Regions from separate parts of the Homo sapiens genome. Here region 2 is linked to region 1. The links are chromatin loops, found by intact Hi-C in ENCODE. Cell type or tissue: ascending aorta. All regions are shown on one strand. Links, peaks and the distances in the headings refer to the core of each region. The heading gives the core; the rest is flanking DNA. Region 1 has its middle 59 kb from the start of LGI1. Region 2 holds the start of LGI1 (leucine rich glioma inactivated 1).

Region 1 (8,337 bases), core at 99-8,098:
TGATGAGGGTTTCACTGTTTCACCCTCCTAAACTGAGGCCAATATGCCCTGTAGACATCAGTAATATCAGCCAGATGTTCATGTTTATAATATTTACACTCATGTGGGGGCAAAGTGCAGACCATTATATAACACACCCATCTGCTAAAAGCCTCCTCCACAGCAAAGAAAAAAGGCTGCCTAGTAAATGGATCCTCCTAGAAGTACATTCCAGAAACCACACTACCAACCTGCATTAGTGTACTCAGAAGGGCCAGAGAGAAGCCTGTCCAAGACTTTGAGGAGATATTCATGGTAAAATAAAAGTTGGCATATATTACTGATTCCCAATAACCTGGCACATCAGGGTATCTAAACCCAGTCTCCTTTTTCTTCCAAATAACTGATTTTGCCCCCATCAGCATATTTCCAAATCTTCTCCCCTTTATTTCTAGTTTAAAGGATCAAACTGATGCTGATGTTTGAGATTTCTGTAATTCTCACCACTTAAAGGATGCAGTAGCAGATTAATCATAATAATTATTATTATTATGCTATAGAAGGGGCTTTGTGTTTTGAGGCTTCCAAATAGAAACTACCACACTATGTAGGGGCAAGATCCAGGGATATCACTCTCTGATAGCAAATCAAATAAGTCAGGACAGAGTTGATGAGCTCAGACATTTTCTGACCATATTTCAGGGCCGTTCCCAGAAACAACTCATGATCCCTATGCTAGATAGACTGCTAGAATCATTCACTTGGGAATGTTAGATAAACTCTTCGTGGGAGCTGCAATGTGGCTTCATCCAATGCTTAATAATAGGAGGATTTGGTACCTGTTAAGGAATGCTGAGGAAGGAGAGTTAGAGGGCAAGAACTGCAGCCTTTTGCCAGAGGCGGACATGACCCAGTAGTTAACAACCAGACCAAGTCTGCTGTGGCCAACAGAGGGCAGCAGAACCCCCCTGCCATGCACATGGGCACAGTGCCCATGTGACAGCCACTATGAACATCCGTGCTCCAGGACACTGGGACCACAAAAGGGTGGATCCCAGAAAAGGTATAACTAATGTGAGCAATGAGTTTTGGGGAAAGAAATTTTCTTCCTAGACAGTGGCCAGCAAGACTGTTATGGAGATTCCAAGAACAGAGTCCAGGGGTTCCCAAGGTTCTGATAATTTGTTTTGCTGAATAAGGTTTGCCAAGGTCCTGCCTCAGTCAGATGATAAGGAAGGCAGTAAAGGACAGAGAAAAAGAATGAAACTGAAGAAAGTATTTAAATAGCATCTTGCTTTGGTATTCTAAATAGACGTTCCTTAGCAAGAAGAGAGTACTCATATCTATGTCTCCCTCGTGAAGCTTCTGTTCTTCCCTGAAATCGATCCACTGGCCCACCTTGGAAGATTGGATTAGTCCCCCAAAGCCTGGTCATTCCAAGAGGAAAATCAGAATAACAGTCACGGAATTCAGCTTTGGATCATGCAAAGTCAGAGACTGTAACATAGATTCCTAATGACTCAGCCAAGATATAAACAATTAATTCAATTCAGCATGAACAACTACCCATCCTTTTAGCATGTCAGTAGATTTGCCCATGCATCACCTATATCAACAATGCCCATCACCTCCATAACAAAGGGGGTGTGGTAACAAACACTTTGCTTTCATCTTCCCATAGACCTCTGCCCTCGATCCTCCTAGCAGGAAGGCCAATGATCTGGCTCAGGTGATGGTGAGCATGGCAGGCATTGTACACGCAATGAGAGAGCTGGCTTCATACCCACACAGACTACCTTGCTTTCCTCCTTGGTTAAGGGCAGGCAGACTGAGTGTAGTTGAATTTTACTGCCCTTGAACACAGCACAGCTTCATGTGCAGCAGCTTAGCAAGTACCAAATACCACTCAAGGTCGCCACTAGGTGAGATGACTATCCCAACAGGTCTGGACTTACAGGAAACTTACATTTTGAGAACAAAAATATAAGTTTAACCAGGCAAAAGTGCTGCTGTCAATGTGTTCCCAGCTTTCCAGTTGCCCTACAACTTAAAGAAGGTTCCGGCTTTTTCTAGTCAATTTCTTCTTCTCCCACAGCGTTCCCAGCATAGCCCTCTTTTGGGGACTCCCATGAAGCAGAATTGGGAGAAGAGGAGAATAACACAAAGTAACTCACAGGTTAGGCCGTAGGAGGGTGTCAGAATTTGTATTCTGAAAGAGACCAGAAGGAGCTGTGAATAGGGAGTGGAAGGGTGAGGACATGGGGATTTTAAGAAGAGTTCCTGTGAGTTACAGCCCTTTTATGACATTTAAAAAAAAATGTTGCTGGACTGCGTTAATTTGATGCAAGTCTTCTTTGAGAATGGACCCTATGAATCATCATTTCAATAGAATTATAGAAGAGACTAACATAATTCTGCTTCCTCCTTTGAATGAGCATTTGCATAATTTGAGTAGGTTATCCTATATCTCATGAGAAGCAAAGAAAATTATCTAACTCACAGAATCTCAAATTAGCAGAAACCAAACAAACCAACATCCAAATATTTATCAAAACACTGCTGTTTGTGATCTTTGCTTCCATGTTATTTCACCATAAGCTTTCTGGAATCACCTTTGCTGCTTGGACACTGTTGGAGACGCTTCCTCTCCACCTCTCTGGGAAAGTCTTTGCCTGTAGCCTCTCATTACGGGGCCCTGGGCTTTGGACACATCTCTCTGTGGCCTGGACTGCTTGGTTAACATTTTCTGTGTCGCTGTCTCCCCCATGTGACAGAGCTGGTGTTCTTTCTTCAGTTCATTTTTCTGTCCTAAAGGGACCCTTTTGACTCCAGAATTGGAGGTATGCAAAGAAGCAAACTGTTGCTCAGTGTTACAGTCACAAGGCCAAGAGGTGTTTAGTTAACTTTTATAAGTGGATTTAGGTTTATGCCAGAGTAAGAGGCAGAGTCGGGAACAGCTTTTCCTCATAAAGAAGGAAAACAAAAAAAGAGGCAACATTGATTGGAGAAAGTCTCCTGGTAACAGAAAGAATTTTGATATCTGAGCTGCTGGATGCATGCGCTTTCTTTCTCTCTCTGATTCCCCCCCCCACCCACCTCACTGAAGTAGGATAAGGGCAGAGATAACTGAGAGGAGGTGGAATTCACTGGGGAAATTACCTCGGAAGCAGGCTATGGAAGAGGGCACCACAGAAACAGGTCCCCCTGTAACCATAGTGACGGCTGAAGAAGGAAGGGCACAGTGGAGAGAGGGAGCAAGGACAGGGACACGGGAAAAGCTGGGAGCGAAGGGGACCCCCAGGTCAAAGGGGCGAGTGACAGAAGCTGTGACTAGTTGAGGCTAAATTCAGGTTTTTAAAGGAAGATGAATTAATTTCTAACTGCAATTATTTAGGGAGGCAAGATGCATGTGATGTTATGGGTTCTTTTTACCTTTAAATGGAGTATAATTTTTTTTAAAGTTTAGCTATTTTTACTAAAGCAAGATTAGGAGAGAGCAGTGGAAAGTTGTGGCTAGAAGTGGAAATGGGTGTCAGGAGAGTTCGAGAGGAAGGTAGACTCAGAGCTCCCTAGAATCTCAGACACTGTCCTCATCTTGGGTGGAAGCAGCGCCCGGCTGCCTCCTGGTGGCAGCTGGTTCCAATTAGCAGGGAGTAATTAGGAGGAGGTTTCACTCGCTGACGCTGAAATGGCAAAATCCAAGCCACAGGCATAGACGGATGGCCAGATTTAGCACATAAAAATACAGGGTGCTCTGTTAAATTTGAATGTCAGACAAACATGAACAATATTTTAGTTTGCGCTTGCTTCATGACAACCTTAGTAAGGCAGTACATACTGATTCAATTTCTTCCTCTTGGTCTCTCGCCTCTGCATTTTTAAAAAAGAAAGGAGATGACATTCAACCAAGGTAGATAGTAAATAAATAAATAAGTAAGTAAATAAATGAAAGGGAAGGAAGGAGAAAAGAAGAGAGGCAGGTAGGGAGAGAAGGAGGAAGGCTCTTGGCCCCAAATTATCATTTCCTCTAATTCTCCATTTACAAAACTCCATTCCTTCTTGCCCCCTCACCACCCGCCTCTTTTCACCATCCTAGGGACACTTTGTAACTATTCCCTACAATATGTCTTCAAAACATTAAATCAGAACCAAGCCACACCAATGAAAGCAAACCTCAACTCTCTGGTTCCAAAAACCACCGGGGTCTCTTCCTGGACACTAAAGATATATTCTGACCCCCTCCTCCTGCCTCCCGTGAGCCTCCACCTCGGCAGCATGACTTGCTGCTGCTAGATCTGTACCTGCCAGCTCACCTCACCTCTTAACCCCCTGCTTGCATTTTCTTCAGGTTCTTGTCTTTGATGCACAGTTCTTAAAGTATCTCCTAATTAAGTGCTCGGAAACAGGTGCCAATAAATCTAGTTACAGTAATATTTCAAAGAGGTGTTTTACAAAATAAATCGATGTTTATGGTTCAGTATGTGGTGTATGGTAATGGTGTTCTTTAATGGATTTTCCTCACACAGCCCATCTCAGCTCCAGCTGAGGCTGGATGCTCCCAGCCCCCAGCCCCTAGCCCCAGTTCCCCGTCCTAACTGAACACTACTACAGAAAAGTCCAGAAAGAAGACAGCAGTTCACTTATCATCTTGAAACTTCAATCAGATCATGCCATTCTGCTTAAAACCCTCCATTGCTCTCCTATAACATTTAGAATAAGATACAGAATGTCCACAATGGCCTCTAAAGTCTGTGGGGTTTTCCTCTACCCACAGCATCCCACCCTATTCCCTGCTCACTGCTATCTAGCCCCATGAAAACCCTTTCTGTTCATGGAAGATGCGAAACCTTTTTCTGCCTCAGACTCTTGTACTTGTTTTCCCTTCTGCCTGGAATGCTTCCCCATGCCCAGTTCTTTGGATGGAGAGGTCATTCTAATGCTTCAGGACCCAGTTCTAAGGTGTTAAGAATATTCTATATCCTGGAATTTGTGCACCTTATTGTATGGATGTCACATCTCGGTAAAAGGTAAAATGTAATGTATTACTAATTCACTACTAGATCACCCTTTTGATTTCCTTCCTGACAATGATCACAAACCATAATTATCATATTAACTTGTTTACTTGTTTACTGTCTGTCTTCCACTTAGATCAGGAGGTGGCAAACTATGCCACCATCCAAGTCTAGCCACCACTTATTTTTATAAACAAAGTTTCATTGGTACCTAGCCACACCCATCCATTTACTGTTGTCTGTGGCTGCTTTTACTAAGCTACAGTGGCAGAACTGAGTAATTGTAACACAGATTGTATAGCTTCACAAAACCTAAGATGCTTACTGTCTAGCCCTTTCCAAAAAAAAAAAAACAGCTTGAAACCCCTGCCATGGACTGTAAGTTTCATGAAGGCAAGAACTGTGTCAGTCTTCTCCACCTGTATTTCAGGATCCAAAACAGTGCCTGGCACAAACTCAGCAACCCCTCAATAAGTGTTGGCTCCTGTCCGGCCCCTACCACTGGCTCCCCTGGCGCAGTCTCCTAGCTTGCCCTTTCCCTCATCTGATCCTGGCGCCTGGCCATTTGCCTGCAGAGTGTAGGTTCTTGCCATCTGCCAGTCCCTTGTAGCCCTGCCTCCTTGCTCGATGTCACCAAACTGGTGCTTCTTGTGCCCTGATGCTGAAAACCCATCTAATCACAACCAATAATCTTCTAACACAAAAGCTTCCTCTGCTGTTTGTGTGTTTTAGAAGCAATCGTTTTGTAGTATGCCAATCCATTCTCTATAATCATGAAAGATGCCTGTCTTAAAATGTCCTTCTATCATTCAGCTTTTTGTTAATATATTTATTTAGGTATCTTCCTATTATAAAAGCGATTCATATACATAACACACAATTTTGAAAATAAAGAAAAACTAAGAGACAACCGTTTTTAGCACTGATGTGGTTTCTTTTTATTAGTCTTTCTATGCTATTTTTTAATGCATGCTTGTATAAAACAACAAAAAATGGCTACAAATTTTCTCCCTTGTATTATAATAAGCATTTTTATATCATATATTCTTTGTAAAGTATTATTTTAGTAGCTGCATAATATTATATTAAATGGAAATATTAATATTTATTTATTGTTGGGAAATATTTATAATATATTCAGATCTTTACCATAGAAAGTAATACAGCCATGAACATCTTTGTGTATGAAGCTTTTTTCCCCCATTTTTTGGATTACTTCCTCTAGGAAGAGTTCCAGAAACAGAATTACTGGATCAAGAACCATTGTTTTGAGTTCAGATAAATACTGGCATCCTCACTTTTAAAAGGCCTGAAAACTTCTTAATAAAGATATCAGAGCAAATGCATTCATAATCCTCTTTCCTGTGCTCCAAGTCCATAGGAATGACAGGTTAGATATTAAATACATATTTCTATGCTTCTCTAAAAATGCAAGAGGAAAATGTCACTGGCTCAAAAAAGGAGTAAAACTTAAACAATAAGCAAAGTATAAAACCACAGGGACAAACAGTGAGACTGGAACTAGGCAAACAAGACTGGAGTCCAGAGGAAGGACTGAATGTAGCCCTTGGTAGTGGGGAGCTACCCAAGAACAGTGGATGACAGAACTTCATCCGTACATCTAGAACAGTGGCAGAAATACACCACTTGCTCAGGGTCAGTGTCCAAAGCAGAGTCCTATATTAGTCCATTCTCACACTGCTAGAAAGAACTATTTGAGACTTGGTTATTTATGAAGAAAAGGAGTTTAATTGACTCACGGTTCAACAGGCTCTACAGTTTCACATGGCCAGGGGGCCTCAGGAAACTTACAATCATGGCAGAAGGTGAAGGAGAAGCATATCTTAGCAAGGCAGAGTAGAAGGAGAGACAGAATGAGGGGGAAAGTGCCACACACTTTTAAACCATCGGATCTCATGAGAACTCATTCGTTATCACAAGAACAGCAAGGGGGAAATCCACCTCCGTGATCCAATCACCTCCCACCAGTCTCCTCCCCTGACATGTGAGGATTGCAATTTGACATAAGATTTGGGTGAGACATGGAGCCAAACCATATCAGTGCTATTCCTGGTGCTGGAGAGGAAACACTTTACCTTCACAGAGTCAGTGCCTGGGGGCCTACGAATCTAAACCATCAAAAGATAGATTGACAAGAGAAAAGAAGAGTTGATTTAAGCATGCAATGTGCATACACACAGGAGTGCTCAGTGATGCACTCAGTGATTGTGCTCACTGTTAGAATTCAGGGCTTATGTACCTAACATAGTAGGGGAAGGAAAAAGGAGAAAAGGCTCCTATGAGAAGAACAAATAGGTTTCCTTAGGAAAGACAATTGGATTTTTATGAGAATAAATGGGAGATAAGAAAGTTTGTGACATTTTATTTACATAGGTGCTAGTGGCCTTTCTCTCTTCTTCACAGCTAGGACTCTCCCTAGGAGAAGGGATTTATGGTAGTCTCATTTCCCAAAGTTGCTGTGTTTCATCAGATTAGGAAAGCTCCAAGAAAGTCTTTTTCTGCATCTGTTGAGTCTCAAATGTCTTCAGCTTAAAATAATCTTTACAACAACTCTGTAATCGCCTGATGAGTTCGTCCCATCCTCTGCACAGACAAAACCAATTCACCGAGACCATGGTATTGCAGTAGTTTAATTGATGTGAGGCTGGCCACAGGGGAAATAGAGTTAGTACTCAAATCAGTCTCCCCAAAGGCTCACGGGTTAGGGTTTTTCAAGGATAGTTTGGTGGGCAGGGGATAGAGAATGGGTGCTGCTGATTGGTTGGCAATGCAATCATAGGGGTGTGGAAAATGGTCACCATCTGTGCACTGAGTCCACCTCTTGGTGGGAGAGGAGGGCACAGAAATAGTTGAGTTATGAGTCATGAGTCTGGGTGGCATCAGTCTGAAAAACATCTCAAAAGACCAATCTTAAGTTCTACAATAGTGATATTATCTATATGAGCAATTAGGGAAGTCATAAATCTTGTGACCTCTGGCCACACGATTCCTGAGAAGTAAGGGATCATAAAAACTATACCGACATTTTAGCAGAATTCAGGGCCCTCCCATAATCCTAATCTTATGGCCTTTCATTAGTCTTATGAAAGTAGTTTCAGCCCGCCCCCTGGCCCCAACAAGGAGAGGATTCGTTTCAGGGAGAAACTATTATCATCCTTGCTTCCAAGTTAAACTATAAATTTTAATTTGGTTAAAAGTAAGAATATGTTAGCTTGTCCTATGCCCAGGAATGAGTGAAGACAGCCAACCGGTGAGGCTAGAAGCAAGATGGAGTCAGCCATATCAGATTTCTCTTACTGTCATAATCTTTGCAAAGGTGGTT
Region 2 (8,337 bases), core at 110-8,109, 60 kb before region 1:
TCTCTCTGCTCTGACAGCAGTACCCAACTTGCTTTTGTGGAACCACCTCTCTCCCACCATGTGCACTCTTGGTGAGATTGCCAGTCAAGGTGCCCCACTTTCCCAGGGCAATGGGCAGGGGTGCCTGACCCAAGATCAGTCCACCATACTCATCTTTTGGGGAGGAACATAAGGATAAGAACAGGTTGGACTGAATTTGCCAGAGGGCATCATCCATTAGCTCCTGCCACATAGATTCCCAAGCTTTCACAAGTTCCTTCATTCTAAATCCTGCTTGGTCAACCCTTCCTTGGATTCTGTGAGTCACTCAATCACCATGGCAACAAGGTCCTTTTACACTTATGTTGGCAGAGTCAGTGTCTGTCACTTGCTACCAAAGAGTCCTAATGACACACTACTGCCAAATAATCTTAAAGATTGGCCCTCAATCCCCTTCCCACTTATTTCCAGTGGAACTATCAGTAGTCCAGTGCCTTTTTTGCAACATTCTTTCCATGTACATCATCACTAATCCTAATATCAACAATGCAGAGATAGTATTGTTATTTTTACTTCCTTGTTGCAAATGAGGCACAGAGAAGCTAATCAACTTTCCTAAGTTCACACAGTCAGTGAAGAACAGAAACAATATTCCGACAGGTCTAATTGCTAACTTCAACCAGTAAGTGAAATTTATTGGAGTCAAGATCACTTCCCTGCCATTTTGGACTCCTGGGTTGGGAAAGGATCTTTAGCATCCTCTCATGCAGTTTTTTTTTCCCTTTCTTTTTCTTTTCTCTTCTTTTTTTTTTTTTGGTTGTAAACTGAAAGAAGCATGATTTATATCACAGCTGTGCCTTCATACACACACAAAGAATGGAAACAAAGGCTTCACAAGGCAATAGTTATCCTTACTGGTGCAATATGCTCCAATTTTGTATTTGAAATGATTTATTTTTCAAATTCTACTTGTACTCACTAGATTGATATTGATGTCCCGATCCACTATCATATCTGACACGCAGCTTTGCAAACCCTGCTCTGTTGAGAAAGCTGCTTAAAATGACACCAGTTTGCATGTCTGAGTGTTTGTAAAAGGAGGCAAGGCCAAGCTTGATCTTCTAAGCCTCCTAATAGTGATTTGTTTACTTGTACAATGTGTGTTTCCTAGGCCACACCAGCCTGAGGGGAAAACTGGGATCATAACCAGGCACATGCTGTTCCTTTCTCACTCTGCTTTCAACAGCTCTTCCAGAACCACCAGAAGCCCCCAGACGAGAACCCCCTTCTGGTCTTTCTGAGGATGTCCAGGGAACACTGTACATGTGCTCCCAAACATCATTCCTTGTCCCTCATTTTCCTTCTCTTCTGCTCTGCCTCCCTGCTGGGATCCTTTCCCAGTGCCTTTGATGTCTGCAGGGCTGTCACTGCTGCTGGGCCACCAAGGCTGAGCTGCTGCTGGTGAAAAATTCCATGACTTTAGTCTGACTCCCAGGCCTGGATGGGAGCATTGTTTGTCTCACCTCTTCAGCAGCCTCTGGTGTCACCACTGTGCATAGTTCCTTATAGCACCTGCATGCCATGCAATGGTGCCCACCACATTAGAGAGAAGTCCCACTTTTTTACAGGGATCCCAAAAGAGATTCCTCTTACTCCCTTCTAACTTACACGTGTTCAAGGGCAGTAGGCTGAAAAAAGTCTTCATCCTGTATTCACAACCACCTTAATCTTCTCCACCTGTAGACCTTGTCCTTGGGCTAAGCATGCGTGCTCCTACTCTCACCCAAACTGGTGAGATTTTTTTTTTTTTTCCAGGAGGCAGCTTGGTTCCTTCTCATGGCGGAACCCTTGACAAGGCCACAGTGTGTCATACTGCTCAGAAGTGCCTGCTTCCCAGAGTGAATATACGCTTCAGCTAACCTCATTTTTATTTGAGAGCTTTGCTTCCCAGGTCCCAGAAGTCACATGTTCAGAATTCAAGTCCTGTTGCAACCATGATGAGAATGATGGTGATGACGGTGAAGATGATACTAAATCTTTCACACGTATCAGACTGCACAATAAGCACTTTTAGATACATTATCATGTTTCATTTTCTCAACAACTCTATGTGATACATACTATTATTATCCTCGTTTTACAGAGGAGAAAATTGTGACTTAGGAAGGGTAAATCGGCCCATGGTCATATGGCTGGCAAAGTGCAGAGCTCAGCTACTCCTCTACAGCTCAGACTGGGCATTGAGCCTGCCTCAGCTAGGCCTCCTGGCTTCCCTGGGCCTCCTTCCAACTCTGCTTTAATCCTTTCCAAGCCCCTCTCCCCAGGGTCCCTATTGTGATCCACAAGTGGGTGGCCACACCTTATCTGAAGGCCTCCAAGATGGTGGAAACCCCTAAGCTTCCACCTCCTGCTTCCTACATCATCTCTGTGCTCCCTGGGGCTTCCTGGAGCAGTAAGATGGGAAGCATTATCAGCAATGGGGCCTCCTCTTCAGGCCTCTCAAGACTTCAATGCAGCGAACTGCCCTCATCTCCCCGAGTCTCTCCTCAGATCCAATTCTGGAGCCAGGAAGTGGTTTCTCCTCCCAAAAAGGCCGCCAGCATCCTGCATTACATGGTTAAATTTTGTCTGACCTTAGTGGGTGTTTTTAATTGAATAAAGAATTCAAGTCTGGGTTTTAAATGCCATAGAAAAATAAAAAGTTACTGTCTTTTCAGAATGCCCATTGTAATTTGTCCTTAGAGTTTCTCCTCCCCTCCCCTCCCCAATGGTCCTTTTCCCCCTTGAACTGACAAACTGAACTGCCAGATAAATACAGCTGCAAAGTGAATAGTATGGATATGATTTCTTCCCCTCATTCATTTGCCTTCCTAGCTTTACCAAGTCAAAAGAAAAAGACCGCTCACCCTTTCTTCGGCTGTGTCTTCATACCACAAAGCCAACAGCTAGTCAAGCAATCTTCATGATTTGAAACATTTGAAAGTGAAACACAGGGAGTGACTTAGCCTGATGGATTACATTAGTCATTGTAACCAAGTTTCTGCCATGGGGCTTACCCCATGCAGAGTGGTGGTCTCTGTGTGTCCTCTCTGTACCTCGGTTTCTCCATCTGTAATATGCAGGGATCGAATCCAGGATCTTTGAGGTCCCTGAATCTTCTCGATGTCTTCATTTTGTAGTTACAGAACACATCATTTACAAGTCAGTTGATTTAGAGGGTGACTTTGAATAAAAACAATCCTCCATAAAACTTTTACCACATAATTATTTTACGGAGCAAGTTTCCACTAGGCACTTGAAGCAGGGTTCAATTTACAAAAACCCGACTTGCAGCCAACTTTTAAGTGACACTTTTACTGTTTAAAGTGAGGCTTGCGCAGAGGTCACAGTTTCTAAAAACACTGCCCTCCATTCCCTCCTCCACAGAGTCCTTGACAGTGAAGCATTCGTAGAATACACTTTAAAATCATGACTTCTTGTCAACGAAGAGTTTTTCTTTTTCCCTTCCGTAAAAAACAACACACAGTATTTACAACCCCACAAAAACTGACTTAGTGATAATAACCTACTGGTCCTTTTGAAACACAAACCAGTTAATATCACTCCCCTGCCTGATTCTACAGAGGTGTCCCATTGCTCTGCAGATCATGAGCCAGACTTTATGTATGCCGTTCCCTCTACCTGGAGTGTTCTCACGAACCCTCTCTGTAACTCCTCCTTACCTCTGAACTCAGCTCAATCACTGCTACTTCAGGGAATTGGCCCCTGACTTCCTTGACTAGGTTAGATCTCTTTATTAGAACTGCAAGGTGCAACTGTAAGTTTATTTGGCTGGGCATGACCATGAATGGACTGTACACTCTGCTGTTGCTGGCATAGCCATCCAGGTTGCCCACTACATGCACAATGCTACACAGGCCCTGGGTTCCCTAGCGGGGTCTCTAACCTCGTGGACCTTGCAATCTTCTGGGGTAAACAGACAGTTATCAAATGTGAGAATGCACGTGAATGGCACTGTCCCCCGCAAAGAGTTTACAGAGAACTGAACAAGGGATTGAAGTTAGCATGGGGCCAGCTACATGAGCGAAAGGGTAGAATGGCAATGCTTTCAGCTCTGATGCAGAATGAGGTTATGTCAAAATCGCCTTTGCTCAAGCAGTCCTTTTAATACTTTCAGTCTAAGAAGCTAGAGGAGAAAGGAACGTGGACTGATATCCCAGGCTGTTCGTGCCAGCTTGAAGGATGGCCGCCTTCGCCATAGTGAGATAACCGGGGGTCTGTTTTCCTCATCTTCCTCCATCCCAAGGGTCTTCCTACTCTCTTGGACTAAACTATCCCACCCCAAGGCCAGGGGCTCTTGATTGCTTCTTTAAATGAATTTTCTTTTCCAAGGGCCCATCCGCTCACATCAAGTACACGAGTAACATAGCCTATCATTTTCATTTAATTCCAGAATGTCTTTACTATCATCCCCGTTTTACAGACAGGAGAATAGATTCAGCAAGTTCACAGCAGACCTGCGTTCTCAAAGCCAGGTGTCTGGTTCTCAGTCCAGCATTTCCCCCACCATGTCACAGCCTCGGGGCTGAGCCAGGCCTTTTTCAAAGCCCCAGGAAGCTAGAGCTGGCCGCCTCCTGCTGGCAGGGAGTTCCTTCCAGGCTTCTGGTGCTACTGCCAAAGAAGGGAGGGTGGGAGAAGAGAGGGAGGTGGATTATACACAGAGAGGGTCCCGCACTTCTGTTTCCCTTCCTTGTCATGGAAGGAGAGAATGAATTACGTGGGGGACCCAGGGGGATAGGAAAATCAATCATTCATGACAGTTAATAAGTGTCAGAAAAGTATGTACTCACATTCATCCCCTGAAAGTCACATTCTTCATCTGTTCTGATTTGTCTTTCACTGATGGCATTAGCCAGGTAGGCTCAGCAAGAAACATCAAAAGGTTTTAGCCCAATATTGTGGAGAGAGTTTCATTTAGCTTCATTTTTTCCAGCCGGGGCTGGCTCCAAAGCTAGTTTTTCTTACTAGGTTGTTTGCTACATGAAAAGCAGACTCCCAGAGGTTTCTGAGATTGCCGACATCCTATGCAAGATGACTGCTCCCACCCACCCGCCCACCCACTCACTAATAAGACATAATGCCGTCCTATTTTTGGTAACAATTAAAGGGCCTCCCGGTGAAAGCAGAAAGCTGTTTATTTTCTGTGACATCACTTCACTTTGCCTTCGAAGGCTGGTCTGTGCTCAGTGTTTTCGTGGTGATGCAAGTCGGCTCTCTCCTCCAGCAGTTGGATCCCTCCCATCTCACAGTACCTCACAGGTCTCTTCCCCCGAGCAGTGCATTGCTGGAGCGAGGAGAAGCTCACGAATCAGCTGCAGGTCTCTGTTTTGAAAAAGCAGAGATACAGAGGCAGAGGAAAAGGGTGGACTCCTATGTGACCTGTTCTTAGAGCAAGACAATCACCATCTGAATTCCAGAAGCCCTGTTCATGGTTGGGGATATTTTCTCGACTGCATGGAATCAGAAAGAAGCAAAAGGATGGGAAATGCCTGCATTCCCCTGAAAAGAATTGCTTATTTCCTATGTCTCTTATCTGCGCTTTTGCTGACTGAGGGGAAGAAACCAGCGAAGCCAAAATGCCCTGCCGTGTGTACTTGTACCAAAGATAATGCTTTATGTGAGAATGCCAGATCCATTCCACGCACCGTTCCTCCTGATGTTATCTCATTGTAAGGCCCGTAAGCATTTTGATATCTAATTTACGATTTAAAAATTCCAGCCGGTGGATTTGGGGCTTTGCATGTATTTGTAGAAGGGCATGGAGAGAGAGATTCCTCTTGCATGCTTGGCCATTTGACAGTGCTAACATTTGCTGCATTTAGAATTTTTGATTTTTTTAGCTGCTACTGAACATGCTTAGATACCCCCAGCCCTGAACATTATCATGAGAAACCTGTAGCCGATTCATTTCTCTTACTTCATCTGGGAAGGAATAGTATCGTACTTCATAAAATAGTGTCAAAATAGTCACTGTTATGCTAAACCGGATTAACATAAGGTTTGTTCTGTGTGTGTGTGTCTCTTTGTGTGTGTCTGTTTGTTTGTTTTCTCTTTTTTGTTTTCTTTCAGATCCTTTGTGAGATCTGGTTTTACTGAAATCTCAGAAGGGAGTTTTTTATTCACGCCATCGCTGCAGCTCTTGTGAGAAATATTTATATCATGACTATTTTTAATATGGCATATATTTGGATAAGCCTTCTAGTAAAATGATCTCAATATTAATTTTGTCAAATGTGATTCTATTTCTGAGAAAACAGAATATCCGTAAAGTGAGAGGTAGATGGGTTTGTTTGCGACTTCACACCAACAGTGCAGGTTGATTCTTACAATGGTAAATCTGTTAACCTGTCATGCTGTCTACTTTAATGGCTATTTATGAAGTTGTTGGAATCTTGCAACAATGATCCCAATTCCATTCCACTATTTTACTTTCATTTTTAACTTGGGAACTTGGGTTCTTTTGCCCTGGAGTTTTTGAATTAGTCAATACAGAACCCAGCATAACATATGCGCTCAAGATGTTGTCTCCGGGGATCTGGGGCAGGCTGCTACTCTGTATGATTTACCATGTGGGGAAAAAAAACACCTCAGCTCTTTCTAGGTAATTCCTTAAAATGTTAATTCTCAAGAGACTGTTTTTTAATCTCATCTAATTTATAACTAGTTCCATTACAAGGAGGGAAAGAAAATATTAATATAGGATAGTGCAAAGGATTACTCTCTGCTATATGTTTTGAGTTGGCCACAAGGGAACCACATACTCAGTCTATGCCTGAAAATATTCAAAAAAATAATATTTGACTAAGAAATCAGATCTGTTCACAGGCATAATGGAACACATAAAATTTGTTCTGATGTGTAATGTTTGGCAATTGGAGTCCTAGTCCTTACAGCGGTATCACATGGGGGTCAAGAGGTCTCCCAGGACTCAGGTATCAGGTCGCAGACTTGGTTTGTAGCTGGACGGATATGGGCAGAATTAGACAATTGTGGATCAGCTGAGTCTTGGCTATCTTAACTGCATGATTCAGGACCCAGGCCTTTCACTTGTTTGTTTTTTATTTTTTTATTTTCTTGCCTTACTTGGCCATTTTGGCTGTTTGAAGTTACATACACAGAGGCAAACAGCATGGAGTGGACGTTGGAGAGACAAGTGTTTAAACCTCACCCTGCCACTCATAGAACCTAAACATGTAGTCTTGTGCAGATTAGTATATCTCACTAAGCCTCAGTCTTCTTATCTTTAAAATGGAAGTGAGAACACATACTTCCAAGGTTTAAGTAGATAAAACACTTGGCATAGGGTGTGCCAAATGCTTACACATTTATAAATGGTAGGGTTTAAAAATTTTATATCAAGCTAAAAAGCTAAAAGTCACTCATCTATTGTTTTGTGTATATGAAATTCCTAAACTGGTTTGACTGTTTCATTGGATTCACAAACTTGATCAGTTGTTTTGACATTATGTAATGATGTTGGCTAATGCCCTTCTACTGGCTGATGTCTTCAAATGATTAGCAATTGACTAGATATTCCTAAGGGGTTTATCTGTTTGATTGATGGCTAGTGGTGTGACTGGGGGAAGTGTTAGTTAGCACATCAAACAAATCCAAAAAAGATAGATTCTTTCCCACAGAAAGGGGCAGAGTCTCTAATGCTGGGATCCTTCCATAGGATAAGAATTTGCTGTCTCTGAGAAAGTGATAAATTGTGTTTCTGGTCCTCACTTGTTAAATGAATAAATAGCTCTTTTAAAAAGCATCCTTTTGATATGCTAAGGCACCTCCCTTCCCCTAGGAAGTTACATAGATCTAGTTACATAGATCAGTCCTTAAAATTCCAGGAGTAGTGTCAGTAGACACTAGATGGACATTAGCTGTGGCACAGAAAGCCTGGAGTGATTAACCTAATCAATTACCACATCTCCACTTTGTTTTTGTTGGGTGGACCCAGTCACGGCAAGCACAGATGCTGGACAATGTTATAGAAATAGTTACCGGCTGCTGCAGGGTAATGTGATTTCACGTATTTAGAATCACAGAGGGAAGCCAAGGGACTGGTTTTTAAATAGCCCAACCGAGTGTGTGCCATGCCCGTGCCCCATGCTCCGAGTTCCTATGGAACATTCCAGCCTTTATTTCTAAAAGCAGTTCAGGTTTCAGAAATAACAAAAGGCGAGTAATTCTCTCCCAGTGTGTTCTCGGTTAACTCAGATTGGCTAACCTCAACATGGTAGACTTGTGCCAGAGCTGAACTTATGCAAAATTGTCAGGGGCCAAAGTTTGTCCCTAATCTCC

The links. A loop is a pair of places that touch in the nucleus more often than their neighbours do. Peaks named below come from ENCODE experiments on the same cell type or tissue, not always from the same donor. Only the 100,000 strongest peaks of a DNase experiment are listed, where the experiment ranks them.
Region 2: it touches region 1 in a loop (4-fold over the local background); 30 of 110 quality-filtered maps call a loop at or near these places.

Annotation. Positions count from the first base shown.
Region 1 is chr10:93,812,744-93,821,080 of GRCh38, forward strand. No RefSeq gene overlaps it. Among named protein-coding and RNA genes, the nearest start is that of LGI1, 59 kb to the left of the region's middle. In ascending aorta, for the core only: CTCF peaks have their summits at 938 (motif pointing right) and 3,609 (motif pointing left); DNase peaks (open chromatin) are centred at 948 and 3,588; H3K4me3 peaks cover 1,108 bases; H3K27ac peaks cover 1,156 bases.
Region 2 is chr10:93,752,652-93,760,988 of GRCh38, forward strand. LGI1 (leucine rich glioma inactivated 1) reads left to right here and starts at 5,285. Exons shown (of 8, transcript NM_005097.4): 1 at 5,285-5,708; 2 at 6,109-6,180. The coding sequence starts at 5,494. LOC101927013 (a long non-coding RNA gene) reads right to left here and starts at 5,066. Exons shown (of 3, transcript XR_246160.5): 1 at 4,830-5,066. In ascending aorta, for the core only: a CTCF peak has its summit at 4,614 (motif pointing left); no DNase peak of the experiment used is centred there; H3K4me3 peaks cover 2,974 bases; H3K27ac peaks cover 3,048 bases.